Linked DNA regions of Homo sapiens: region 1 is linked to region 2. The links are chromatin loops, found by intact Hi-C in ENCODE. Cell type or tissue: lower leg skin. All regions are shown on one strand. Each heading gives the region's core, and the rest is flanking DNA. Links, peaks and the distances in the headings are about the cores only. Region 1 has its middle 47 kb from the start of ACKR1. Region 2 holds the start of FCRL6 (Fc receptor like 6).

Evidence for each region. Hi-C counts contacts between places; a loop is a spot of excess contacts. Peaks named below come from ENCODE experiments on the same cell type or tissue, not always from the same donor. Only the 100,000 strongest peaks of a DNase experiment are listed, where the experiment ranks them.
Region 1: a loop joins it to region 2, with 6 times the contacts of the local background. A loop is called at or near these places in 2 of 110 quality-filtered maps.

The regions. Positions count from the first base shown.
Region 1 is chr1:159,243,659-159,260,286 of GRCh38, reverse strand. No RefSeq gene overlaps it. Among named protein-coding and RNA genes, the nearest start is that of ACKR1, 47 kb to the right of the region's middle. In lower leg skin, for the core only: no CTCF peak of the experiment used is centred there; no DNase peak of the experiment used is centred there.
Region 2 is chr1:159,801,367-159,814,373 of GRCh38, reverse strand. It overlaps FCRL6 (Fc receptor like 6), which reads right to left and starts at 12,014. Exons shown (of 10, transcript NM_001004310.3): 1 at 11,919-12,014; 2 at 7,758-7,778; 3 at 5,930-6,196; 4 at 5,129-5,413; 5 at 4,691-4,972; 6 at 4,158-4,280; 7 at 820-885; 8 at 82-153. The coding sequence starts at 11,949. It overlaps LOC105371464 (a long non-coding RNA gene), which reads left to right and starts at 7,344. Exons shown (of 3, transcript XR_922195.2): 1 at 7,344-11,836; 2 at 12,227-12,426. In lower leg skin, for the core only: no CTCF peak of the experiment used is centred there; no DNase peak of the experiment used is centred there.

The DNA of each region.
Region 1 (16,628 bases), core at 3,752-11,751, 560 kb after region 2:
CATTTAAATAAATTTCTTTCTTCAACCACTTGTCCCTCCTCTTTGGAGCAAATTGTCTTTTCCATAACAAAATGCCTATTTAGGCCACAGTGTTGTAATGTTGAGCTCCCCCTTCCTCTCCCTCCTGCACACCCCAGGTCCTTGTTTATAGAGTAATAAATATGCAAAGATATTTTAAGTTTCTCTGCATAAAAATTAACCTGGATTTTGGTGGTCCTCTGGAAGTAGAGAAAATAAGAGAGGAAGAGCTGCAGGAAGAGGTTGAGTAACATGACATAGATGACAACCTATGGAGAAATGTGGTACAATGAGAGATTGTAATGAGTGGTGATGGTTAAAGAATTTTAAGAATTATCGGATATTAATATAGAAACAGTTTGCAGTGTGGTGCTGTAATGTAACCTTTCTTTATCCTTTCCTCCTACAAATTCTGCTATTAAAAACAAGTATCTGGCCGGGCGCAGTGGCTCATGCCTGTAATCCCAGCACTTTGGGAGGCCGAGGCGGGCGGATCACGAGGTCAGAAGATCGAGACCATCCTGGCTAACACGGTGAAACCCTGTCTCTACTAAAAATACAAAAAATTAGCCGGGCATGGTGGTGCCTGTAGTCCCAGCTACTCGGGAGGCTGAGGCAGGAGAATGGCGTGAACCCGGGAGGTGGAGCTTGCAGTGAGCTAAGATCGTGCCACTGCACTCCAGCCTGGGAGACAGAGACTCCATCTCAAAAACAAAACAAAACAAAACAACAACAAAAAAAAAACAAGTATCTGCTGGACTGCTGCTTTGTGGCAAATGAGGAAAATAGGCTGAGTTCCTCTTCTGTGTTGGAGTGGGATTAAAAAAAGACAATAGCCGCAGGAAGTAAGGTGAAGGGAGGTGAAGTGAAATCAAGAAATCAGAACTAGAAGGAAGCACACAAAAGACACATGCACACGTATGTTTATTGTGGCACTATTCACAATAGCAAAGACTTGGAACCAACCCAAATGTCCAACAATGATAGACTGGATTAAGAAAATGTGGCACATATACACCATGGAATACTATGCAGCCATGAAAAATGATGAGTTCATGTCCTTTGTAGGCACATGGATGAAATTGGAAATCATCATTCTCAGTAAACTATCGTAAGGACAAAAAACCAAACACCACATGTTCTCACTCATAGATGGGAATTGAACAATGAGAACACATGGACACAGGAAGGGGAACATCACACTCTGGGGACTGTTGTGGGGTGGGGGGAGGGGGGAGGGATAGCATTAGGTGATATACCTAATGCTAAATGATGAGTTAATGGGTGCAGCACACCAGCATGGCACATGTATACGTATGTAACTAAACTGCACATTGTGCACATGTATCCTAAAACTTAAAGTATAATAATAATTTAAAAAATAAAAATAAAAATAAATAAAACTTCTAGTGAATTTTTGAAAATTATAAGAGGATTTTTTACTTCCCATCAGACATAGATTAGTAGATTTGAACCAATTTTAAGGAATTATATGTGTATGTCAAAGGACAGGTTGATTTCAACTGACATCTGTGATGACTATGTATGTGAAAGAATAAGCATACATTTAACAACCAGCATATAGTTTAGTAAATGTTGAGATTACCTTCCCTGGGGTACTAGAGGGGATATCAATGAGCATTGGGGAGAGGAAATGGTCTTCCTCTTTGGAAAGATGTAGAGTAGCCACAGCATGGAAAAGCAGAATTATCAGTAGAAGGAGTACCATGCTAAAAGCTGGGAGACTTTGGTTCAAGTGACAGCTCTTCCATTAATACAAAGTGACTCTGAGAAGTTTATGTTTTAAATTCTTTACACGCAAAATGTTCAAACCACTATCTCTCAAATGCTGGCCAGCCTTTTAGGACTGAGCCCTTCCATTTATCTTTCTTACAGGACATCCATTTTTGTTTTATTTTGCTTTCAGTAGGTGGTCTATTATTTCTGCCATCAGTAAGTGTTTTTGATCATAGCCATGGCTTACTGACTATATATAATACACTCTTTTTTTGGCATTCCGAAGTATTGCCTTTTTTTCTTCCCCCCAAAAATTCTTTGATTACCTTGAATATGATTTTTCCCCTATCCAGACAGAATGCTAATTCTTCAGGGTCTTCCTGATTCTTCATCTCAATTAAGTCCTAAGCAGAGAAACCTGTTGCCACCAACTTCCATTGACAGAGAAGCATACCAGACTTTGAAGATAACTATGTCTCTCAAATATCCAAAACTCCTACTAAAAGTTTTTGTTTCAAATGAGTTTATTAACTTCAGGGATGGGAGGGGAAAGTATTTAGTAAGGATCAGAGATCATCCAAAATGAGGTTGGTGTAGAGTAGCAACCGAGTCATGAAAGGCTTCTTATCAGTAAGATCAAAATTCATAGAAATTACTGATTAAACACACATTTTCTCATTCAGCTTTGCAGTTAAGATGAATTGGCTTCCATTGTATCAGGTAACTGTTTTATTTTACTGGGAGTTCCTTTACATTTTTTATATTGACAAGAATTAGTTGTTAAGTGCTAGTATAAAATATAGATAGTATGCTTATCAAATTGTTATCTTGGGTTTATTACCTTTAGAAAAGGGTTCTGTTTATTACAGGCATTCCTTATTTTATTGTGATTCACTTTGCAGATATTGTGCTTTTTACAAATTGAAGGTTTGTGGCAATTCATAAAGCAAGTTTTTGGCACCATTTTCCCAACAGTGTGTGCTCACTTCATGTCTCTGTTTCATGTTTTGGTAATTCTCATAGTATTTCAGATGTTTTCATTATTGTTACATCTGTTATGGTGGTCTGTGATCAATGATTTTTGATGTTACTATTGTAATTGTTTTGGGGCACCATGAACTGTATCCAGGTAAGACAGCAAACTTAATCAATGAATGTTGTGTGTATTTCCCCCATCTCTCTCCTTCTCCCCCAGCCTACTTATTTCCTGAGACACAACAATATTGAAATTAGCCAATTAACCCCACAATGGCCTCTAAGAGTTCAAGTTAAAGCAAGAATAGCACTTCTTTAACTTTAACTTAAAAGCTGGAAATAATTAAGCTTAGTGAGGAAAGCATGTCAACAGCTAAGACAGGTCAAAAGCTAGGTCTCTTGTGACAAACAGTTAGCAATGTTGTGAATGCAAAGAAAAAGTTCTTGAAGGAAATTGAAAGTGCTACTCCAGTGCACACACAAATGAAAATAAAGCAAAGCAGCTTTATTGCTGATATGAAGAAACTTTTAGTGGTCAACATAGAACATCAAACCAGCCATAGCATTCCCTTAAGCCAAAACCTAATCCCGGACAAGACCCTAACTTTAATTCTGTGAAGGCCAAGAGAGATGAGAAAGCTACAGTAGAAAGTCTGAAGCCAGCGGAGCTCTCTGGTTTTATTTTTGTTTGTTTTTCAATGTGTGTCTATAACACAAAAGTGCAAGACAAAGCAGCAAGTACTGATGTAGAAGCTGCAGCAAGTGATCCAGAAAATACCTAATTGAATAATTGAAGGTGGCTACACTAACCAACAGATGTTCAATGTAGACAAACAACCTTACATGGGAAGAAAATTTAATACAGGACTTTCATAGCTAGAGATGAGATGTTAATGCTCGACTTCAATGCTTTCAAGAACAGGCAAGCTCTCTTGTTAGAAGCTAATGCAACTGGTGATTTTAAGCTGAAGCCAATGCTCATTTACCATTCTGAAAATTCTAGAGCCTTTTGGGAATTATGCCAAATCTACTCTGCCAGTGCTCTATAAATGGAACAAAGCCTGACCAATAGTGCATCTGTTTACACCATGGTTCACTAAATATTTTAAGCCCACTGTTGAGACCTACTGCTCAGGAAAAAAAAATAAGATGCCTTTCAAAATATTACTGCTCCTTGACAATGAATCTGTTTACCCAAGAGCTCTGATGGAGTCATTTCAAAGAGATTAATGTTGTTTTCATGCCTGCTAACACAATATTCATTCTGCAGCCAATGAATCAAGGAATACTTTTTTACTTTCAAGTCCTATTATTTAAGAAAAACATTTTGTAAGGTTATAGCTGCCATAGCTACTGATTCCTCTGATAGATCTGGGCAAAGTAAATCGAAAATTTTCTGGAAAGGACTCACCATTCTAAGTGCCATTAAAAACATTTGTGATTAGGAGGAGGATCTCAAAATACCAGCATTAATAGCATTTTGAAAGAAGTTTATTGCAATCATCATAGATGACTTTGAAAGGTTCAAGACTTCAGTGGAGGAAGTCACTGAAGATGTGGTAGACAAAGCAAGACAGCAAGAATTACAAGTGAAGCCTAAAAATGTGACTGAATTGCTGCAGTGTCATGACTAAAGTTTAATGAAAGAAGAGTTGCTTTTTATGCATGATCAAAGAAAGTAGTTTCTTGAGATGAAAACTACTCCTGGTGAAGATGCTGTGAACATTGTTGAAATGACAACACATGATTTAGAATAGTACATAAACTTGGGTTATAAAGCAGTGGCAGGATTTGAGAGGATGGACTCCGATTTAGAAAGAAATTCTACTGTGGGTAAAATGCTATCAAACAGCATCATATGCTACAGAGAAATCTTTCATGAAAGGTAGTCAATCAATGAGACAAACTTTATTGTTGTCTTATTTTAAGAAATTGCCAGAGCCAGCTCAGCCTTCAGGGACCACCACTCTGATCAGTCAGCAGCCATCAACACTGAAGCAAGGCACTCCACTAACAAAAAGATAACAATCCACTGAAGGCTTAGATTATTGCTAGCATTTTTAGTAATAATGCATATTTTAATTAAGCTATACACATTTCCTAGACATAATGCACACCTAATAGAATACAGTATAATGTAAACATAACTTTTATATGCACTGAGAAACCAAAACAAAATGTGGCTTACTTAATTTTTTGAAGGGTTTTTGGTGTCTCTATTTCCTTCAGTTCTGCTCTGATTTTAGAGCATGTGTTATGTGGTGATGAGAAGAATATATATTTCTTGTTTTGGGTGGAGAGTTCTGTAAAGGTCAATCAGATTCATCTGGTCCACTAATGAGTTTAGGTCTTGAATATCTTTGTTAATTTTCTGCCTCAGTGATCTGTCTAATACTGTCAGTGGAGTGTTGAGGTCTTCCACTATTATTAGGAGATATCTATGTCTCCTTGTAGGTCTCTAAAAACTTGCTTTATGAATCTGGGTGCTCCTGTGTTGGGTGCACATATATTTAGGATAGGTCCTCCTGTTGAGTTGAACCATTTTGTAATGCCCTTCTTTGTCGTCTTTTATGTTTTTTGGTTTAAAATTTGTTTTGTCTGAAATTATTATTGCAATCTCTGCTTTTTTTTCCTGTTTTCCATTTTGCTTGGTAAGTTTTCCTCCATCCCTTTATTTTGAGCCTATAAGTATCATTATGTGTGAGATGGATCTCCTGAAGACAGCATACCATTGGCATTAGGTCTTGCTTTTTTATTCAGCTTGTCACTCTATGCCTTTTTCTTTTCTTTCTTTCTTTTGACAGAGTCTCACTCTGTCACCCAGGCTGCAGTGCAGTGGCATGATCTCAGCTTACTGCAACCTCTGCCTCCTGGGTTCAAGTGATTCTCATGCCTCAATCTCCCTAGTAGCTGGGATTTCAGGCATGCACCTCCACACTCAGCTAATTTTTTTCTACTTTTAGTAGAGATGGGGTTTCACCATGTTGGCAAGGCTGGTCTTGAATTTCTGGCCTCAAGTGATCCACCTTCCTCAACCTCCCAAATGCTGGAATTACAGGCATGAGCTACCACACCCAGCCTCACTCTGCCTTTTAAGTGGAACATTTAGCCTGTTTACATTCAAGGTTAGTATTAATATGTGTGGATTTGATCCTGTCATTGTGCTGTTAGCTGATTATTATTTTGGCTTGTTTGTGTGGTTGCTTTATGTTAACACCAGACTGTGTGTTTAAGTGTATTTTGTATTAGCTGGTAGTGGTTTTTTCTTTCTATATTTTGTGCTCCTTTCAAGATCTCTTGTAAAGCAGATCTGGTGAGAATGAATTCCCTCAATTTTGCTTACCTGAAAAACATCTTATTTCTCCTTCACTTAGGAAGCTTAATATGAAATTCTTGGTTAAAGATATTTTTTTCTATAAGAATATTGAATATAAAGTTCCCAATCTCTTCTGGCTTGTTTCAGGTGAGAGGTCTGCTGTTAGCCTGATGGGGCTCCCTTTGTAGGTGACCTGCCCTTTCTCTCTAGCTGCCTTTAACATTCTTTTATTTCTGATCATTACGTGTCTTGGGGATGATCTTCTTGTGTAGAATCTTGGAGAAGTCCTCTGTATTTCCTGAATTTGACTGTTGGCCTCTCTAGCAAGGTTGGGGAAGTCTTCATGAATGATATCCTGAAATATGTTTTCCAAGTTGTTCGCTTTCTCCCCGTCCCTTTCAGGGATGCCAATGATTCATAGTATGGTCCTCTTTACATACTCCCATACTTCTCAGAGCTTTTGTTCATTATTTTTTATTCTTTTTTTTTTAACTTTTATTTTAAGTTCAGTGGTACATATGCAGGATGTGCAGGTTTGTTACACAGTTAAATGTATGTCATGGGGCTTTGTTGGACAGATTATTTCATCATCCAGGTATTAAGCCTAGTACCCATTATTTATTTTTCCTGATTTTCCTCATCCTTTCCCTTCTCCCACACTCTGCCTTCCAGTAGGCCCCAGTGTGCCTTGTTCCCCTCTATGTGTTCATGTGTCCTCATCATTTAGCTATCACTTATAAGTAAGAACATGCAGTATTTGATTCTTAACCAAATTTTGGTTTCTTAACAGAAAGCCAACTGCTACATGTTCTTACTTATAAGAACTGTACTTTTAAGAACTGTCTGTCTATTTCAGAGAACTAGTCTTCAAGTAGTGATGTTCTTTCCTCTACTTGGTTTATTCTGCTGTTAATACGTGTGTTTGCATTGTGAAATCATTGTATTGTGTTATGGAGCTCTGTCAGACCTGTTATGTTCTTTTTAACACCAGCTATTCATCCTTCAGCTCCTGTATTGCTTTATTGTGATTCTTATTTTCCTTAGACTGGGTTTTGCCATCTCCTGAATCTCAATGCTCTTCATTGCTATCTGTAAAGTGTCATTTGCTTGTCTCCTGGGGGCTCCACCCCAGAGAGATGCAGGTCAGCAACAGCTCAGTGCAATCAGCCCAAGGTGGAGGGTTATAGAGGGAAATGTGTGCCAGGGGTTCCCTGACTTACAACAACCAGTCAGGGGTGTGGGGAACCTATGGGAGATGGACTGGCCTTCTCTCCTTGGGTTGACCACAGCTTGTTGGAGATATGGATAAGGCACTTAGGGTCTTTGCTCCTTTGTCTAAGGATGGCAAGGGCAGTTCCATTGCAGACGTAGTAGCAGAGGCTTTCAGTTGCTCCTGGAGGTTCTGTCCAGAGCATTGCCAAGTTGTTATTGGCTCGATAGCTCTGGCGGGGGGTGGCTGGAGGCCTGGGCGTGGTGGACCTGCCTGGTGAGGACATATGGGAATGGGCATCCACATAACAGTCTGGCCACTTTTCTGCAGGGGTGCCATGGTATGCTTGGGGCCCATTCCAGTCCCTAGTCAACTTGGATTTTCCACTACCTGGAAGTATCACCAGTGAAGGCTACAAAACAGCAAAGATGGCAGCCTGTCCCTCCCTCTGGGAGCTTTGTCCCAGGGAGGTTGCAGGCCCAAAGGCACCTGTAGGAGGTGGCTGGAGACCCCAGTTGGGAGGTCCTGCCCACTGAGGAGGAACTGGATTGGGGGCCCACTTAAAAATACTGTCTGGCCATGTTTTGGTAGAGCAGCTGTGCAGTGCTGGGGATCTGCTTCAACCCCTGGTCACCTTAAAAACTCCAAAGTCTGAAGTCTGGAATGGCTAAGTTGTCCAAACAGCAAAGATGGTGGCCTACCCGTCCCTCTGGGAGCTCTGTCCCAGGGAGATTACAAATCTCTGTCTGCCAGACAACACCAGTGGGGGTGGCTGGAGGCCCTGGTTGGGAGGTCCTGCCCAGTGAGGAGGAATGGGATTAGGGACCCACTTAAAAAAGCAGTCTGGCCATGTTTCGGTAGAGCAGCTGCGCTATGCTGGAGGATCCCTTCTGCCCCGGTCAGCTCAGACCTCCAAAGCCTGAAGGCTGAATTGGCTAAGTTGCCCAAACAGCAAAGATGGCAGCCTGTCCCTCCCTCTGGGAGCGCCACCCCAGGGGGAATAAAATATCTGTTGAGGCAGAGTGCGGTGGCTCACGTCTGTAATCCCAGCACTGTGGGAGTCCGAGGCAGGCAGATCACTTGAAGTCGGGAGTTCGAGACCAGTCTGGCAAGCATGGTGAAACCCCATCTCCGCTAAAAATACAAAAAAAAATTGGCCAGGCATGGTGGTACATACCTGTAGTCCCAGCTACCTGGGAGGCTGAGGCAGGTAAATGGCTTGAACCCGGGAGGGGGAGGTTGCAGTGAGCCGAGATCACGCCATTGCTCTCCAGCCTGGGCGATAGAGCAAGACTCCGTCTCAAAAATAAATAAATTAATAAATTAAATAAAAAAATAAAATCTCTGTTGAGGGGCGAACATGAGTGGGAGTGGCTGGAGACCCCAGTTGGGAGATCCTGTCCAGTGAAGAGGCATGGGATTGGAGACGCACTTAAAGCAGCAGTCTGGCCACGTTTTGTTAGAGCAGCTGTGTTGTGCTGTGCTTGGGGATCCCTTCTGCCCCCAGTCGGCTTGGACTCTTCAAAGTCTGAAGGATAGAATGGCTAAGGCCCTGGAACAGCGAAGATGGCAGCCTCCCCTACAACTCAGCTCCTTCTTAGAGAGGTGCAATGCGGCTACCAGTGGCTGGCTGGAATTCCAAGCCAGTGGGTCTTATCTTGGGAGGTGCTGTGGAAGTGGGGCCTGCAGGCTGTCACTGCTCAGCCTCTGGATTCAGCCTCTTTCCTAGGGGTATGTATGGGGGTCTAATCTTTCACTTTGCTGGAGCTGCAGCTACTTTTGCCGGAAAGCCGGACTATTTAAGGCACCAGGGTCTCCACACATGCCTCAGCGGCTGCTCTGCCTAAACTCCATATAGCTCTGTCTGTCAGATTGAAGGCCCTGCTGGGATGGGCTCACAAGGAAGGTTGCAAAGATCCGTGAGAGAAGCATGGTTTCCTGGGGTCGCACATTCACCACTTCCCTGAGTGGGGAAGTTTCCCTGGCTCTGTGCTGCTCCCTGGTGGGTCGTTGTCCTGTCTTGCTTTTCTTCATTCTTCGTGGGTTAAGTTGTTTCCTTGATTACTCCCAGTGCAAGTACCTGTGTGTTTCAGTTGAAGGCGTTGTGTTTACTCTCCCCTTCTGTTCCTCTCTGGGCAAGCCGTGCACACTAACTGCTTCTAGTCAGCCATCTTGGCCACCCTCCTGTTCTTCCTCTTTTTAGGTAGATCCCGGTTCCTGAAACATAATTTGCCCTTATGCCTAGAGAACTGCTTTTAAAATTATTTTGGGGCCAATTTCTTGGCAATAAATTCTTTGTGATTTTGTTGAAAAAGATCTTTCATCTTTGAAGTGTATTTTTGATGAATGCATTATTCTAGTTGGGTGGCTTTTTTTCTTTCCAAGTTTTAAATATTTGTCTTCACTCTTTTCTTGCTTGCATGGTTTCTGACAAGAAGTCTGCTATAATTCTTATCATGTTCTTTTATAGGTCAGATGATACGATTTTTCCTCCTGGCTTTTTCTAAGATTTTTTTCTTTGTCTTTGGTTTTCTGCAATCTGAATGATATGCACACCTCTCGTATATTTTTTGGTATTTCTTCAGCTTGTAGTTATCTGAGCTTACTGAATCTGTAGTTTGAGGTTTGTCGTTAACTTTGAAAAATTCTCTCTATTATTACTTCAAATATTTCTGTCTCTTTCTTCTCCTTCAAATATCCCAATTACACATATGTTATACCTTTTGAAATCGTTCCACAGTTCTTGAATGTTCTGTTTTGTTTTTTGTTTTCTTCATTTTTTTTCTCTTTGTACTTCAGTATGAGAAGTTGGTCTATCTTTAGGTTCACTGATTCTTTTCTTACTCATGTCCAGTCTACTGATGAGACCATCAAAGACATTTTTTTAATCTCTGTTACAATGTTTTTGATTTCTAGGATCGCCTATTATTGTTCTTAGAGTTTTAATCTCTGCTTTTATATTACCCATCTGTTTGGCAAGTTGTCTACTTTTGTCATTATAACTCTTAACATATTAATTATGTTAGGTAATTATCAGATAATTATGTTATCTGATAATTCCAAAATCTATGTTATATCTGACTTTCTTTCTGATTCTTGCTTTGTCTCTTCAAACTGCATTTTTCCTTGTCTTCTGGCACATTTTGCAATATTTGTTGAAAGCTGCACATGATATATTGGGCAATAGAAACTGAAGTAAACATGAATTTAATGTGAAGTTTTATGTTAATCTGGCTAAGATTTGGGCTATATTTAATGTTTGCTATATCGATAGAGGCCAGAGACTAAATTCCTCTAGTATCCTTGTTTATTCTACTCTGTTAACTTTGAGATTCCCTAAGTACTCCTCTTCAGAGAGAGTTTAAATCTTGCAGCTCTTTTAACTGTGACCCACCCTTATACCAGAGTCCTTTTGATCTGACAGTAAGGTGTGGGAGTGAGGAGCATTCTGTAATCTTATTATTAAGTCTCACTCTTTTAGTGGGCCTGTGTTCCTGGAATGTGACCTTCACAAGGGTGTCTTGTCCTCTCTCCTCACTCAGGTGAAATAGGAATGCTAGAGAGGGCTAGAGTGAGAGAAATTATTTTCCCCTAGGTGGGATAAGGCTCTGATAAATCTTTACCCCTGGAGAGTAAGTCTTTGCTATGAAGAACAGTCAGGTTGTATTCTACAAGTTATTCTTTCCCTCCTTCTACCTGAGCCATGAATTTTTTCTGACCGCTCTTCACCATAAGAACACTGTGTGGTGTCTGGAGATAAAACTCACAAAAGTATGTGGGTGCCCCTAAGATTGCAGCACCTAGGAGTTTCTCATTCTCAGGATAATTCTCACATTAGCCTTCTGAAATTTGTCAAAATTGTTGTTTAAGTGTTCCAGTTTATGGCTCCAGGGCTTCCCCAGCAGTAAGCTGTCTTCATGTGGTTCTCTGGATTCACCTGTTTTTCCAGATTTAGGGGTGGCAATTTGCCCTGCAATCTCAGTTTTCTGAGGTATTCATGAAAAGCTGCTAATTTTGTTTATTTATCTTCTTTGTTGTTGCTGTTGTTGATAGAATGGAACTGATGACTTCTAAGCTTTTGCATGTTGGAACTGAAAGCCAGCTAATCTACTTTTGAAGACCAGATTTTTTACTACCTTTTTAAAGGGTGCTGTATTAGGCTTTTCTTGCATTGCTATAAAGAAATACCTGAGACTGGGTAATTTATAAAGAAAAGAGGTTTAATTGGTTCTATAGGCTTTACAGGAAGCATGGTGCTAGCATCTGCTCAGCTTCTGGGGAGGCCTCAGGAAGCACAATTATGGCAGAAGGTAAAGTGGGAACAGGCACTCCACATGGCACAAGCAGGAGGAAAAGAGAGAGAGTCAGCTGGGGGAGGAGATGTCACACACTTTTAAATGATCAGATCTCATGGGAACTCAGAGCAAGAGCTCGCTTATCACCAAGGGGATAGCCTAAGCCATTCATGAGGGATCCACCCCCACAATCCAAACACCTCCCTCCAGGCCCTACCTCCAACACTGGGGATCATGATTCAACATGAGATTTGGCAGGTACATACATTCAGACTTTGTGAGGCACTCTGCAATTTGGCACAGGCTAGCTTTTTCTTAGAATAAAATCCAAGGAAAAATATCAAATCAATACAAATAATACAATAATTTCAGAGTTTCTGTTAACATCACTTCTTCTTTGAAGCTTTATTTGAAGTCTTCAGCTCACACTGAGCTCACTTCAGTCTGGGTCTAAATTCTATTTTTTGTTGTTTTTTTTTTCACTCAACTTTCACTTAACCAAATACTATCTAGTAATAGTTGACTAATGTTTTTGGATAGATGGGCTGTCTCTTTAAATATAAGCTTTTCATGGGAGGCAAAATATTTTATACAACCATCGTATCCCTAGTTGTGCTATCATATCTGTATACTAGACAAATGGGGAATATTAAATTAAATACTTAGGGTGGTCCAAGTTTTGCAATTTTTTTTTTTTTTGGACGATAGTGAGGCTTCATCAGGTTTTCAGGACAGAGGTATGTCTGGATCACCTCAATTTATAGATTATTATTTTAAGAATAGGTGAGAAGGAAGAAGAGGATAAAGCAGCCAAACATTTGGACCCCACGAGTGGCTGACACATTATTCATTACTACTTCAAAATACAACAACAAACGTACTCATTTCAAAGTAGGTGCGATAAACTAATAGCAGTTCTATAAGTCTTCCATGTGGGCAACTCAACTCTTCCCTCTTTGCTTCTCCCCTCACTACATACTTTCTGCTTAATTTTTTCCCTTTGTCTCACTCTGTATATATTTTATTCATTGATTAATTAATAAAGATTTAGCTGGTGACATCAGCAAGATAGCAGAATAAGAGGTCACAGGCTTCACTACCCCCCATAGAAAGTTCAACTAACAATTATCCACAGACAAGGATGCCTTTGTGAAAACTCCAGTACTTGAGAATAAGCTTGAGAAAACAGTGTGGACAACAGAACTAAATAAAGACCACAAAAGGGGTTAAGTAAAATGGCCTCACTGATTGCATCACCCCATCACCCCTGCCCATTCCATGAGTCAGCAAAGTACCACACAGAGAGGATTCCCCAAGGCTCAGTTTCAACAGTGGGAAAAGAGAACTGGAGTTGGACATCCAGCTTCCCTAGAATTCTGAGACGCTTCCCAGGAAGCCCGCTGTGGTCTCACCTCACAAGGAGTACAGCGGGTAACAGCATGAACACTGAACAAACCTTGCTGATAGCTCTGTGTACCTTCCAGTGGTGGTACCTGATCAGAGATACAAGCCAACAGCATCACCTACCCACAAAGCTGAGCTGGTCACTCCCAGAAGTGATGGAAAGTCCTACCTAGCTTGAATCCCTAGATGGCGAGCCTCCAGGCTTAGTCTCAGACCCTACCACAAGGCCCTCAACCCAGGGAGAGAGATGCTTGTCCCAGCACAATTTGGAAAAGAGTGGGATCCAGTTTATACAGCATTTAGCACAGCCTCAAAGCTTGCCCAAGACCCTGTCCAGGGATGGAGACAACCAAACAGAACACTTCAGCAAAGTGCAGTGGCTAGTTCTGCCACACTCAAGCATGCTCCATTTGAGCAGCTACTCTGCCTAACCTCAGAGCCAAGCCTGAAACCCCATCCAGCTGCAGATCTCAAACAACAGTACCACTTGGCCAGAGAATACACCTTGTGGCCCAGGCTGATCTGAGATCATTGCAATGTACATCCAGCAGATCTGTCTGATTGCATGTCTCAGCCAGTGGTCTCTCCTGACAGATTAGCCCAACCAGCAGCCACACCCAAAATCCAAGCAGCTACCTAGAGAACTCAAAAACAAGCTCTGTCTGCACAAGATTATTACCAGCTGGTCCATTCAAAATCACAGGTTAGACTAAATAAGGAAAAGTCTATCCCTGTCAAAGAATTCTTGTAAAATCTGGAAGAGGTGGTTGTCTCTTCAAATGTGCAGACACCAACATAAGGGCACAAGAATTAAAAATAATCAGAAATTCATGGCATCACCCAAATAAACTAACAAATTAAACCCATAAAAAGGTTCACCAAGACACATAATAATCAAACTATCAAAAATAAAAGACAAAGAAAAAATTCTAAAAGCAGCAACAGATAGGAAACACATACAAGGGAGTCCCAATACAACACTTCACAGATTTCTCAGTAGAAACGCTGCAGGCCAGGAAAGAATGAGATGATATATTTAAAGTGCTGAAGGGAAAACAAAACAAAACAAAAACAAACAAACAAACAAAAACAGGAATATTTTACCCAGCTAAGCTATCCTTCAGAAATAAGAAATTCACCACCACTAGACCTGCCTGACAGGAATTACTAAAGGGAATTCTTTAAGCTGTGTCAAAAGGCCACTAATTAGTAACACAAACCATATAAAAGCACAAAACTCAATGATTAAGTAAGCCAGAGTCATATTTCAGAATACTTTGGACTGAAATGGTGATGTGTAAATAAATGTTACCTCCAGTATGATGCTTAATAGATATATCTATTAAAACAATTATAACTGAAATTAGTTGTCAGGGAATAAAAATTACAAAATAATATAAATTTTGACATTAAAAACATATAGTGGAAAGAAGTAAAAGCATAGAGTTGTTGTATGCAGTCAAAGTTGTTTTCTTCAGCATGAAATAGACTGCTATTAGTATAAGATGTTTTATACTAATAAAGCCTCATGGTAAATAGAAAGTAAAAAGTTCATGGTAAATAAAAAGTAAAAAGTTATTATACTAGATGTATAAAACACAAATAAAAAGGATTCAAACCATACTATTATAGAAAACCATCAAACCAAAAAGGAAGACAGCAACAGGGAAAGAAAGAAAGTATATACAAACAATAAGCAAACAAGTTATAAAATGATAGTAGTAAGTTCTTACCTACGAACAGTTACCTTGAGTGTAAATAAATTAAATAATTCAATAAAAAGACATAAAATGATGGAATGTAACTTTTTAAAACCCAAATATATGCTGTCTACGAGAGACTTGTCTCACCTTTAAGGATACACACAGACTGAAAGTAAAGGGATAGAAAAAGATATTCTATGTAAAGGAAAACAAAAAGGTAGAAGGCGTAGCTACACTCATATCAGACAAAATAGTATTTAAGTTAAAAACTGTAAAAAGAGATTACAAAGGTCATTATATAATGATTGAAATGTCAATTAATCAAGGGGATATAACAATTGTACATACATGTACAGACATATACACCAAATATTAGAGCATGTAAATACATAAAGGAAATACTAAAGGATCTGAAGGGAGAGAGCAATTGCAATACAATAATAGTAGGATATTTCAATAACTCATTTTCAACAATAGACAGATTATTCAGACAGGAAATTATTAAACAATCATAGGATTTGAACTACACTTTAGACCAAACAGTACTAAAAGATATATAGAAAACTTTTCATCCAAAAGCAACAAAATACATTGTTTTCAAGCACACCTGAAACATTCTCCAGGATATATCATATGGTAGGTCATGAAACAAGTCTGTATAAATGTAAGAGAATTAAAATCATATCAACTGTCTTTTCTAACTTCAATGTCATGAAACTAGTAAACGATAACAAGAAAATCTTGGAAAACACACAAATATGTGGAAATTAAACAACATGCTCCTGAGCAACCAATGGGTCAAAGAGAAAAAATCAAAAAGGAAATAAGAAAAATCTTAAGACAAATGGTAATGAAAATACAACATACAACACTTTTTGGGTATAGCAAAAGCAGTTCTGAGAGAAAAATTTATAGCAAATAATGCCTATTTTTTTGAAGAACCATCTCAAATAACCTAGTGATACATCTCAAGGAACTAAAAAGAAGAGCAAACTAAACTCAAAGTTAACAAAAGAAAGAAAATAACAAAGACTAGAGCAGAAATAAATGAAACAGAGACTTGAAAAACAACAGAAAAAAGTCAATGAAACCAAGAGTTGTTTTTTTGAAAAGTTAAACAAAATCAACAAACTGTTAGCTACACTAAGAAGAAAGAGCGAAGACTCAAATAAGGAGAATCAGAAATGAAAGAGGAGAAATTGCAACTGCTGCTACAAAAATACAAAGGATCATAACATATTACTATGAACTATTACACAACACCAAATTAGATAACCTAGAAAATGTGTAAATTCTCAAACACATAACACCCAAGACACAATAATGAAGAAACAGAAAATGCAAACAGACCAATACTGAATAAAGAGATTGAATCAATAATAAAAAGTCACCCATCAAAAAATTCCAGGATCTGATGACTTTCCTGCTGAATTCTACCAAACATTTCAAGAACAAATACTAGTTCTTCTCAAACTTTTCCAAAGTCAAAGAAGAAAAATTACTTTCAAACTCTTTTTACAAAGCTAAAATCACCCTGATACCAAAACCAGGCAAGAACATTACAGAAAAAAAATTACATGTCAATATCCTTGTTGAATGTAGATGTAAAACTCCTCAACAAAATACTAGAAAATTAAATTCAACATTACATTAAAAGTATTATTCACATGATCAAGTGGGATTTATCCCAGGGATGAAAGGATAGTTCAACATGTGCAAATCTATAAATGTGATACACCACTTTAACAGAATGAAAGACAAAAACCATGTAGTCCTCCTATTGATGGAGTGATGGAGGAAAAAGTATTTGACAAATGCGAACATTCTTTTATAATAAAAATTCTCAACAGATTAGGATAAAAAGAATGTTTCTCCACATAATAAAAGCATATATGACAAGAGAACAGTTAACATTGTACTCAACAATGAAAGTTGAAAGCTTTTTCTCTAAAACCAGAAATAAAACGAGG
Region 2 (13,007 bases), core at 2,222-10,221:
ATGACAGTGGTAGTGATACTCTCATTGTAGGTCCAAAACTTCTGTTTGCAAAGGTACCAAGTTTGGCCTGAGATCACTCACCTTCACTCCTCTTTGAGGTTCTATGCACCACAGAGTAGACAACACCTTCATCTTTCCCTTTCTGGTGATGCACTGGAAGAAGGAATGAGGCTTAAATAGGATCCTCCTGACTCTCCCACCTCATGTCATAAGTGTCCTGAAGACATGGAGAGAAGCCCATCAGGGGCTCTGTTATGGTGATAAGTGGCAATGAGGGTTGGTCACTAATGTGGGGATAGCCATCATGGCAAGGGGAGTCAGGCCCCCTTAACATTTTTTTTTTGCAGCTTCCCTAGCCCTGACACTGTTTAAACCAGAGGTTGACAAAATTTTTCTGTAAAAAAGGTGTACATATTTTTGGCTTTGTGAGCTGTATAATCTCTGTCACAAATGTTAACTCTGTAATATGAAAGCTCTCAAACAAAATAAACCAATGAGCATGTGTGTGTTACAGTAAAACTTTATCTACAAAAACAGGCAGTGTGCTGGGTTTGGCCCATGGGCCACAAGTTTGCCAACCCTTGGTCCAAACCTTCCCTGCCCCGTCTCCTGCAGCCCTGGCTCCCTTCCCACCCCCTTCTCCCACCACCAGCTCCACAGCACTCCCTCTTCATGCCCTTTCTAGAAGCTGTTTGTTTTCCTTCCCCAGATCACTCCAATTCCTGAGATACAGGGCTCTGGAGAGCTCCCTTCTTACTTCCCTTAAGAAGCTCTTTTTGGCCCACATGGGCACACCACCATCCTGCTGGAAGTCCTTACCGTTGGCATATAGTGGGCACTGCTCTCCACCTGGAGCTGTGGGTGGTATCTGGGATGGAAGGGGCCCTAGGAGATACAAGGGCATGATTCACTGGGTGTCCCTTAGAGGGCAGGTGGGACAGGGGACAGGAAAGCTGTGAGCAAGAATGACAAGGAGGCCGCTGGAGGTTTGAGGCTGGTTTGGTTAGGAGGGCTAGTTCACAGGTCTGGACATGGTTGATTTTTATGGGATGTTTCCTTTGAAAAATACCCTAGATGGCTCCATGGGAATCACAAACTAGGAGGAAGTAAGGTCAGCAAGAATGGATCACATTTTTGCATGAAGAGGGCCTAGGCTTACCAGTCAAGCTGCTTTTCAGAAGGAAAAAAGCTAATAACTTTGACCATACACTATATGCCAGACACTGGGCCAGGCAATCCAAATAAAATATAATCTTCCTAGTAAAGCACCTAACCAGTGACCAGCACATAGTTGGATTTCAAAAACACCTCTCTTCCTAATTCTTTGGCGTCTAATGGTTTTCACAACCATCTTGCAAAGGTTGATACTTTTATCTCCATTTCATAGATGAGGTGACTGGAGCTGGGAGAGGCGACTTCTATAAGGTCACAGTAAGTAGTGGAGACAGAATCTTAATCCAGGTTTGCATGCCTTTTCTCTACTAGCATGCTGCCTCTGGAACAGCAGGTGCTTCCAGAACTTTAAAGGTAACTCTTGGGATAGGAATTGAGTCACATGTAGATTTTAGAACACTTGGTTCATGCCTGGTGCCCAAGAAATACTCATTACTCTAAGAGCTAGAAAGCATCAGAATCACTGGGTAGGATATGTGGAAATGGCTCCTTCTGTAAAATCAAGAGGGGATTTATGGAGACTTAGACAGATCCCCAGTGATTAAGCATTCTCCAACGCTCATTCGTCAGGGCTGAGAAATGAGCCTCAGTTTCTAAGTCTCCATTCAATGAAGAGTTCCATGAGTTTGACAGAACTTTGTTTTACGGGATGTGTGACAACTGGTAGTAAAAGGAACACTTTTAAACAAGCACAGCAGAACCTGTACATGCAGGTGAGTGCTACTTTGAAGTGGACCCCTTGCATGACCATATCCTTGTTCCAGTAACACCATCATTGGTCAAATGTTCTAAAAATTGACTTTGGACATGACATCTGTAGACTGTCTTTGGCGGTGGCATATTTCTGTTTGCTGAAGAACAGCTATGCTATTTGGAAATGGTTGTGAGTCTCCCAGAGCTGGGTGTGGAGAACAAGGCTATTGATCTGGCTGTTTTTCCTGCGTAGCTAAGGAATTGGTCCTGAAAGTGACTTTCTGAGCAATATTCTAAAGAATATTTTGTGCGCCTGAGATTCTGAGATATTAAGATCACCACCAGCAGTCCTGTTTGCATGAGAGACAGGTTCCTTAGTAAAATGAAGCCCACCTGCTCCAAGGTTGGCAGTGGGTGTGGTGGTGATGGTTTATAATCTCTACATCAAGAGGATGCTCTTTTGTTCCCTGTGAAAGGTATCTTGTTCTTGAGGATCTTTCACTAGTGACCACTCTTTCACCATCTCGTCTGGGGCTGGGGAGGGAGGCAGTTGTGCTACATTACTCTGCCATTGCTCTGCATTTAATGCTTTGACTCAGAGGTGAGTGGACAGAAACAGAAACACCTGTATTACCGAGGCCAGGCTGGGCCCTTTGGAGGAGGATTTATTAGACACAATGACAGCATAACTCACAGATCTTTGGTTTGTGGTTCCCTACTCCGGCTGCCTCCCCAATAGCTCTGGGCATCCTCTCCTTTTCCCCCACTATGAAAGAATACCTTAAAGCAAGTCTAGCCTGTATTGAATCCAGACTCAAGACTAGTGAGAAGGGTGGGGATGGGAAGTTGTATGGACAAAGACTACATATTCAAAAGGGGAGAGGAAGTTGAAGTCTGGTCCAAGCCTTAACTAGGCACCTGGTGAGGCAGAGTGTTGGGACTAGGGGTGGGAAGAGACCTTTTCAGGTACCCTGGTGGATGCAGGAAGGAATGCTTTGAACATATGACTGGGTGGTCTTCCTTAATTATCAGGCTGGTCCAGCTCCTAGAAAACTCATCCCAAATTTCTCAACAGAGGGAGCTGCAAACTTAAATAAGTACATCTAGCTTTGGAGGTCTATGAGAACAATCACTTTTGTCCTAGACAAGCAGAAAATAACATTGCCCCTGCAGAGGAGGAAGTGGGGTTGATTTGAACCTCTGTAGGTGGATTTGAAGCACTAGGAATCATAGCTTTGGCACTGGTAGCCATTCCTTATATGTGTGTGGCCTGAGGCGAGCAAAGGTTAGAGTTGGAATAAATGCGTGGCCCCCCAAACTAATTGCTTTGAGAGCCAACATTCATTCTTAATTATCACGACTGTGACAGGAAGAAGAAAGTCTGGAATATCAAAATAAATAGATAACTTGAAATGTCGTTTATCTGATTGTTTTCCTCTACATCAGAATTTTAACCAACCTTTTTATTTTCAGTGATTTTGATTAGAAGCATTAGAGAATGCACAGAGGAGAAAGGGCAGCCTGGGAACCTGCTGGGGTGATCTTCTCAGATTAGAATGAGAATTTACTGAGCACCCACTATGTGCCAGTCTAATACATGAGGTATTAGATAAATGTTATCTCATTAACTTAAACCCTTACAGCATCCCTGGAAAGGAAGCTGATTTAGTGAGTCTTACAGTGAACTGGCTCAAGGCTATGGAACTAATGGTAGTGTTGGGAACAGGCCATTGCTCAGTCTTGTCTATCATATTTCCTTTCTGATAGTTAATATCCTTTGCACACTCTGCTACAGTAAAGTACTGTACAAGATGAGTGTGTGTGAGTGAGCCTATGCATACACACTGTAGTTCTGTCTTCTTTCTCCTCTGCTAAGCAGATCAGAGCTCTGCTGAGCTCAATGAGAGAGAGAGGTGGAGGCCTTTTTTTTTTTGCTCATATTCCTAGCCACAGATTGTCTTCCAAATGTAAAGGATACTGACATACCTCACGTTTGGCTTGTAATAATTCCTTGGTTTATGTTCTAATCATGCCTGAGTGTGCGGTTGTGTGTTTGTGTGCATCTCTGGATGACTGTGAGCATGTGAGCAAGTGCATGTGTGTATATGTTTTGGAAGCATTAACTGTCCTTCCATGTGCCCCTTTGTGTGACACAGGAAGAGAAGTCCCCCCTGCCACTCCACACCCAGGAGAAGAGAGTGGCTGGTCCTGTCAGACTCTGGCTTTCCAAAGTCTGGGCAGGGCCTGGCACAGGGATTCAGCAGCTAAGAAAGCCAAGAGGAGTTACTGACCAGCTTTTCTCCAGGATCTCACATAAACCAGAAGTGCAGCAGCAATAACCATCAGGCCAAGCAGGCTCGCAGGAAGCCAAGGAACCAGCCAGTTGCTGGCGGGAGTGAACAAGACTTGAGAACCTGGGAGCAGGGAGAAGAAGGTGGCCATGAGCACTGAAGATAAAATTCGGAAATGCATTCTAGCCTGGCACAGAACAGGCAGAATGACTGATATTAGGGGAACCGTCTGGCCTGGGGGAGCCTCATAGATGGGCATGAAGGATGGCTCAGGGGATGGCAGCAAGGATGATGGTGACACCACGAGTGACCACGTGACTGCTCCCCCCGTGAGGCTCCCCACTCTCCATGGACTTCAATATTTCTCTGCCAGGCTCAGTGGACAGATGGACTAATTAGGGTCCATGCTCAGTCATGCAGTGGCTGCCATGAGTCCAGCACTGTGCCAGTCGTGATGGGAGGTACACAGAGGGTGAGATCTGACCCCTGCCAGCTTGCTGGGGCTCAAAGCTCTGTTGGAGAACAAAACACACCCTTCAGAGACAGCTTCTTGGGCTCACTCCTCTCTCTGGAGACACTGTTCTCAGCCTCGCAGGAGTAGTTCCCAGCATCCTGTTCTGACTTCACTGGGAAGAGGAGGGAGGTGGTTCCACCACAGGGAGCTGAGTGGTTCCCCACAATCTTCTCATCAAGGTAGAAGGAATACAGGATCGGAGGGGAGCCCCTCTGTGCCTCACAGAGGAGCTGCACCATGTCCCCCACAGCAGGGTCAGCAGGCCCGTGGTGCAGAGTGAGCACAGGACGGGATACAGGAGCTGGGACACACATGGGGTGGGAGGCTCAGCCTGACCACCCAGGACCCTGGCTCCCTCCTCTCCTGGGGACCCTTCCCCCAACTCCTTTAGTCCCAGGGGATCCCACTGCCTGACGCCCAGGGCCCTGGGGGCATCTCCACTCTCTCGCGCACTTACCCTGCACTCTGACCTCCAGCTGGGGGCTCTGCTTCTGGACCTGGCCACCCTCAGGGGCCACCTCACACCAGTAAAGCCCAGAGTCTCCCTCCTTGGCTCCCGGGATGCAGAGTTCTGGGTGAGGGCCCCTGTCCTGCAAGGTGTGGCCGTCCTTGTGGAAGGAGAAAAGGAGCCTCAAGGCTGACCTCAGGGGGTGCAGCTTTGTCTGACATCTCAGGGTCACCAGGCTACCCTCTCGGGGCTCAGGAGAGGGGATGGCACTCAGCACAGGAGGTGGAAACAGCTCTGGGGAGATGCAGGCCCAGGACTCAGGAGGGGAGTCCTGGATGATGAAGCCCCAGGAGGCTGAGGCCTGAGCTTCTACTCATCTCAGGCTGCAGCCCGGGGACCCCGATGGGAGGCAGTTTCATCCCTAGGACCCGTCCTCTTACCCTCACCCACAAACTCTGAAATGACTCCCACATAGCCAGGCCCTTCTGGAATCTTGGAAGTCAGAGGCAGAGGGGGCCTTCGAAGTCCTCTAGTCCATAGAGGGGAAGGGTGAGCCTGGACTGGTCCAGGGTCTTCCCAGTGCCCCCTTCCCAAGAATCTCCCCCCTCCTTCCCCTGGCTACATGTGTCCCCCATGGTGGGGAGAGGGGGGTATTGAGACAACATCTTGGGAAACCTCGGGGCCCCACACATTGGCCCAGCATGAGGGGCAGCCAGAGACAGGGGTCCAGCCCAGAGAGCTACTGACCTCTAGAAACGGGACCCTTGAGCAGCACCTCCTGCCCCACAAACTCCCAAGCTGGTGACTCACCTTGGACTTGAACCATGGCAGTCTCTGAAGTTTGTGTGAATGTCTGTGGAATATACATCACCTGCCCAGAGCAGCTGTACTGGCCACGGCTCTGCACTGTTGCTGCTCCCATGGACAGAGTCTGGTTTTCCTTAGAGAAATGAAGGAATTTTCCATCTCTGTAGAACTTCACCTGAGACAGTGGTGTATTCTTCCATCCCTGACATCGCAGAGTCAGGGCATCTCCTTCAAACACAGGGTTTGGCCAGGCTTGGAGGTACAGCCAGACTGCGAGACAGAGGAACAGGGCAGCCCTGGAGCTACAGGTCCCATCAGTCACTTCTCTCCCTCTGTCCCCCAGCCTAAGGCCTCCTGCTGGGGATGGAGGCCCTTGGATGGCACTGGTATGGTGTCACTGTCTCCAGTCCTTCATGCCGACCAGAGAAGGGCAGGACCTGGACTTCCTTTACTCCTCCTTCCTTTCCTTCTTCTCTCCTTCCTCTTCCCTCTTTCTCTTTATTCCTTTCCCTTCCCCTCCCCTTCTTTCCTCTCCCTGTGTCTTCTCTCTGGCTTTCCTCCCACCCACCCTCCTTGTCTTCTTTTATATTGCACTTTCCTGTCTGCCTTGCCAAGCTTGGCTTAATTGCATTCATTCTGTTCATTGTCTTGCCTCATTCCTCCTGACTCAATTCCCTCCAGCCTAGATTGGCTTCTCCTCCTGTGGCTACCTAATGTGACACTTTCTGCAGCCTTCACTTCTGATAATAGCAGCATCTGTGTCCACCAGAAAGCAGCTGGTGGGGCATGTTGGAGGTGCCACAGCCTGAGTTCTCTCCCTCCTGTCTTCCTCATTGGGCTTCCTTAGGCCCAGCCTCCATCTCTACCCTCAGCAGGGCGTTTCATCTTCCACCACTCTTATGGAAGGGATCTGTTCTCTCTGTCTCTATTCCTAAAATGTATTCTGTGCACTGATGTGAGCAGGAGAAGAGCTCCCAGGGATCCACCATCACCTGCAGGGCAGGCTGAGCCTGTCCCCAGTCTGTATCTGTCCCCAGCCTGTATCTGTCCCCAGCCTGTATCATCTCTTTGATAAGCCAGACACCCCCATTCCCAGACAGCCTTCTGAGCAGGCCTGATGGCCTGAGACTAATGAGGAGTAACAGTTAGGGAGCCCCAGCACATCCTGCTCTTGCCTGGATCTTCTGGATCCTTAGGACCCACTCTCCTCACCCTGGAAGTAACGATGCTCACCGCATTACCGAACAGCAGGTCTTGCTTCCACTACTGCTTTTTCTAACAGCACTAAGTATTGGTTTGAATTATCTCCCCCTGGAATCACAGAATATGTCCTTGGAGGTCAAGATTTCATAGATCAGAATTTTTTCCTGTTTGACAGAAAGCTCCATGGAGGTCAGTGTCACAGAATGGGCTGGAGGGAAGGGGATCTGAGGAAGGAAGGAAGACTGATCAGCAGAAAAAGGTGCCTGCTGCTTCTCTGAACATAAAAGGAAGGAAGGGAGTCCCAGTCTTGTTGAGTTGAGAATATAAGAGCTCCAGAACCACTTGAAGAGAAGACAGAGGCCACAGACACTTTTAAGGGTATAAGATAGAGGCCTAGAGTCCCACTGCTGAGGCTTGTGTCACCCTAGGACTACCCTTGGCCTTAGACTAGTGGAGTTCCAAGTTCCTCCTTTTCCTAGGAACTGGCCAAGACTCCTGAGGAAGGGGCCTAGTCTGGTGCTGCTCTGCAGATGTTTCTGGGGGACCCCATGGCACTGTCCTGTTCCCATCCAGTAAGTTTTGGCCCATAGACATACTTTGAATTAGAAGAGACATGGACACAACTTACCAGTTTTCCCAACACAGGGAACTGCAAGAGAACAAAGTAACACAATTAGGTTAAGTAGCAAAAAGAGCTTTCTGACAAGGAGGCCTGTCACTTCAGCAATGGGGACTTACACCCATTCAACCAACCACCCGGCCACCAAACCTCCTAGCCACCCATCCACACAGCCATCCAACCATCCAACCACATAACCACTCAACCACCAAACAACCCAGCCATCAGCCATCCAACCACCCAACCATCCAACCATCCAACCACCCAACCACCCAACCACCCGGCCACTTGACTACTCAACGTTTGTGCTGGACGTACTCCCTAGAACTCTTTGCCCTATCACAGTTCAAATGTTGCCTTCTCAAACAGGTCTTCCCTGGGACTCCAATCAAAAGAATTTTCCCCAATCACTAAAACAATGCCCCATTGTATTATCTTCAAAACACTTATCACTATTTGAATTTATCTTATTCATTAAATTGCCTACATGTTATCACCTCTCTCTCTGGCTAGAATATAAGCTCCATAGTAGCAGGGACTCTGCTTATTTTACTCATTGCTATATTTTCTATGCCCAAGACCTGTGCCTGGAACATAGTCTGTGTTCAGTAAGCATCTGCTGAATAAATGCATGAATGTTTTCCTTTGCATCCCATTGTACGAGGTGGGAAGCAAAAAGTAGAAAACATAGGACTAGACTCTTGTACGAATGTGCCTGAGGGTCCTACCTCCAACATCTACAGGAGAACCCATATAGCAAGGGCAGGACCTGATTCTTGTGGTCCCATCTCTCCACAGAGCTCTGGCAAAAAGGGTATGGAAGTGACCAGACTGAGGAGGATAAGTCCCCTGAAAGAGTAATCATTAAAGGATGTGAGACATTATCAGGCAGCATGGATGAATGAGAGAACTACAAACAAACTGGATGCATCCCACATCATGCTTGCATCTTGGATGTGCTACATTCATGTTTTTAAATGAGTGAATGTGTGAGAACAGGTGACCTGGGAAGAGGGGCCAACTCACAAAATGATGACAGATATGGTTAGATAGGTTTGAATAGCCCAAACAATGGAAGACCTGAAATTGAAGGTCATAGCTGGATATGAAGCAGTGAAGAATCTTCTGGACTTTGGGGCAAGGTGTGAAACAATGAATGAATGTAGGGCTGAGTGCAGTCAGTCCAGCCAATCCTCATACATTTACTTGTGTCCTGCATTGCTGGCATGTCCTAGGTATTTTACATAACACCAAAAAAAAAATGCAAGAATGGCCTTGGGAAGGGTGGGTGAAAACCCTCTAAGAGCAGATGTTTGGCTCTGTCACATGGTATCATCTTTGCTTTCTACACTACTTTGGACACAGGTGGAATCTTTCAGCTCAATTCTCTATTCAGCTCAGGGTCAGCTCAGTCATATGCTCTCAAGAGTGTGCAGAACAATGAGTCTCTTCTTTATCATCCCTCCATCTCCACCCCTAACCCCCATCTATGAGCTCGGTGTAGTGGAAAGCATGCAGGATTTGGAATCAGATGACCTGGACTTGAGTCATGAATTTGCCTCTTTCTGTACGACCTTGAACAAGTTGTCTAAGTTCCAAGAGCCTTCAATATCTCATTCTGTCATATCACATAATAGAAATGATAATAGTCATTTTTTTCTTACAGTGTAGTTGTGAAGGTTATGTTGACCCACTGCCTGGGAAAGTGGTTACTACATTAACTGAAAGCAGAAAGAAGGCCTGACCTCAGAGTGACAGAGACCTTACTCTGTAGTTATGTCTTCCTTCCCTTCCCCACCTCACTGGAAAACAATTGTGCAGCTACAAAGTGCTAAACAAACAGGGTTGAGACTACTGAAGCCAAAAACAAGACAGAAGGCACTCAGGAAGCATAGATGCACTTAAAATGAGCTCCTGTCCCCAAATCTCAATGACTTGCTCCCCATGGTACTGCAAGATCTTGGAGGTGGGATTACAAAATTGGTTTCTGCAATCAAAACAGCAGCCAACTGGGAACATACACAGGGGGTGACACCTGCTTACAGCAGTTCCTGCAATGAGGGCCCAGGGACCTCCATTAGCTATAGGCTGAAGATGAGGTGACAGTATCATGAAGTGGCCAAGAGCTATGGTCAAACCAAGTTGCGTAATAGAATTCCGAAAAATGAAGGCAGGAGCCCCTGCCAACTCTAGGAGCAGGATAATTTCCTCTTAAAGTTTCTGAGGGATCGGGAGATATTTATCTGGGAAAGATGCAACAGAGGAAAGACACAAAATACTTGGTGGGCTAAGCTTAAAAGAAGGGGGAGACTTATTCTGAGTTACTTTATAGGACAGAAATGGAAACTAGAGGGATCATGGAGGCAGATTTCGGCTCAACATGAAGAACTCTCTCACCACTGAGCTCTAGCACTGTGGAACAGGCTGCAGTGCCAAGCTGCAGCAGTCACATTGCTGGGAGGGCTGTATGGGACCCCATGACACCTCCTATGGACGCTGTGTGAGAATGCGGGGAGCAGCCTCCAGTGGTAGGAGGGAAGTTGGCTAATGTTCAGCTCAGAAGAAAATTAAGCCTAATTTCCCAAACTTTAAATACATATTTCACATTCAGCCAGGTCCCCACATGCTCAATGTCAGGATTCCTTTCCTCCCGGAGCCCTGACAGCCAATAATAGTAATAGCCACCAATTTATTATGACCACACCCTGCTCTTGAGAGAGGAAATAGCAGCTCTACACTTATGGTAAGATAAATGTTGCTACACACCCAGCCCCAGTGTCTGTGTTTTAGGCTGTTTTTCCAGGGTCCCTGAGCATCAAGTGGGACCAAATTTGCTGGTGCTGGATTCTCCATTACACTGTGCACCAGTCAGCCGGTCACTGATTCCCTTCCTCTCCTCATTTGCTGTCTGTCATCCTCGTCCTGGGTTCCAAGCTGGAACACTCTCAGACTGTATCTAGACAAGTCCAAGGGCTGTTCCTTTTACAAGGTAGTGCCGGTAGTGCCATTTGCCCCTGGGAGTCTTCTGCCTGGAGTATATCCAGGCATTAGGCTATCCTGTCCCCGCCTCAGTGTGAGCATTAGACCTTTTCATTTGTCCAAATGGCCATTCATAGAACACACGAGTAGCATGCTATGCTGGAGAAGGAACATTGAGTGGAAGGGGCATTTTCCTCACAGGGTCAAATTCTCACAAACTCTGTCCAGGAAGAGGTTATATTTAGGAACAGTTTTGCTTTTCTAGTTCAAGGAATACAAATAGCAAGCAAGCTATTGGGACCAAGAATTAAACAAAAAGTAGGTCCACTTGGAAACTGTAAAGTGAAACAAAATATATGCCAAATTATTTCTTTTAGGTATAAGGGGGGTGACACTGGCTGAGACTGAGCTGGGTCTGGGGGAGCCCAGTGACCCTCTGCGTGCAATCCTCTACCCTTAGACCAGCTCTCTTAGTTACAAGTAGCCTGCATGAGAAGAAATGGAGAGAAGAGAGAGAGAGACATGGATCAGACAATGGAGTTGATTCTTCAAACCAGCCCCATGGATCTGAAACAGCTCCCAACAGAGAGAAGATGTAGGCGGAAGAGAGACAGTCAATTTGAAAAGGGCTTTGGTTACTCAGAGCACAGGCCTTTCAACCAGGTGAGAGGTCTGGCCATTGTTACCTGGTTCTAAGAAAATGCTGAGGCTCCATAAAAATATGTCACCCTGTAAAATTCCACCTCCCATTGCTGAGCAAAATGCCTGGGACTGTTTCCCCTCATTTCCCTGACTCCTTCCCTGTTGCCCCCAGCAGCCTCCTTCCCTCCTGCAACCTCCATTTCCTTTTGAGACAGCTCTGATTAGTATTTTAACCTGATGTCACAAGGTAGAAATGTCATTGGGAAGTTAGGGGACTTTGTAATGTGATTTTCTGCCTCCCTAATTTATCTCTGACATATCAAAGGGCTGCGCTGCCAAGGACCCAGGACTACGGGGTAGGAAACACTGAGGAGTTTCTCCTACCCCAGTGCCCATCTCTCCCAAGCATGCCCAGGTGCACACACCTGTCTTGAGCTCCAGCCACAAACCCACTGGAATTGGGAAAGGTAAGATGAGGAACTTGGTGTCTCAGGGATGACTTACGGTCCTTAGTGCTCCAAGAGGGGATGCCCATGCTCGTTGACTTACCAAAGAGCAGCACAGCCGTCCAGAGCAGCATGGGGCCTGTTCTGGCACAGCGGAGGGAACACAGGTCAGAAACAGGTCAGGGCGAAGCCGGCAGAGAGCAACCAGGCCTCAGGACCGAAGGTGGGTGGGTGGCCTGAGCTGGGTGGTGCTATAGCTTGATAGCCAAAATAGGAAGTGGAAAAGAAACTTACAAAGCTCTAATTGATATTTCCTCTTTGGTTGAAGAAGTATTACATGAATAAATTTTCCTGAACACTAAGTATGAAGGAGTCGGTAAATCACTAATAAATCCCTGACATTTTCTGCAGCTTCAACAAGCCTATGCCAGGGAACTAGGATGGAACATGGTTATGGGACACCTCCATTAGAAAGGTCCAGAGACTGCCCGAATTTGCTTGGCTTCAGCGTCATTCAGCCTGGGAGACAGCGCAGCACTGTAAAACTAAGATCATCTACCCCTTGACCACCGAGTGACCTCCCAGCTTCCAAGGAGCTCCTGTCTCCAGAGGTAAATGTGTGTGGATGCTGCAATGCGATGGAGAAGTGGAGCCCTGAGGATGCTTCACAGGATCCTCAGTTCAGGAGGGAATCAGACATCGATGAGTCTGGAGTAGAACACAGATGGAGCTTCGGCATCTGAGGCTTTTAAGACTGTCAGTATGATTTTGAGAACTATTCCTTAAAAGACACCATTAAGAGAAGGAACAGGCAAGCTGTGGTGTGATGAGATAGTTTAAATACATGTAGCTGACAAAGGGCCCACAGAAGAAATATAAGAATTTCTGCAAGTCAGTAAGAAAAGGACAGACAACATACTAGAAAAATGGGCAAAAATAATTGGATAGGTACTTCACAGAAGCAGATATCCACGTGTCAAATCAACATAGCAAAAGGAGCTAGACATCATAAATCACCGTGGAAATGCAAATTTAAACCATAATAAGATACCACTACACCTTCCATAAGAATAAGGGAGTGATACCAGCTGAGACTGAGCTGGGTCTGGGGGAGCCCGTGACCCTCCCCATGCAATCCTCTACTGAGTATTGGTGAGGATGTGAAGAAACTAGAACTCTTGTACACCACTAG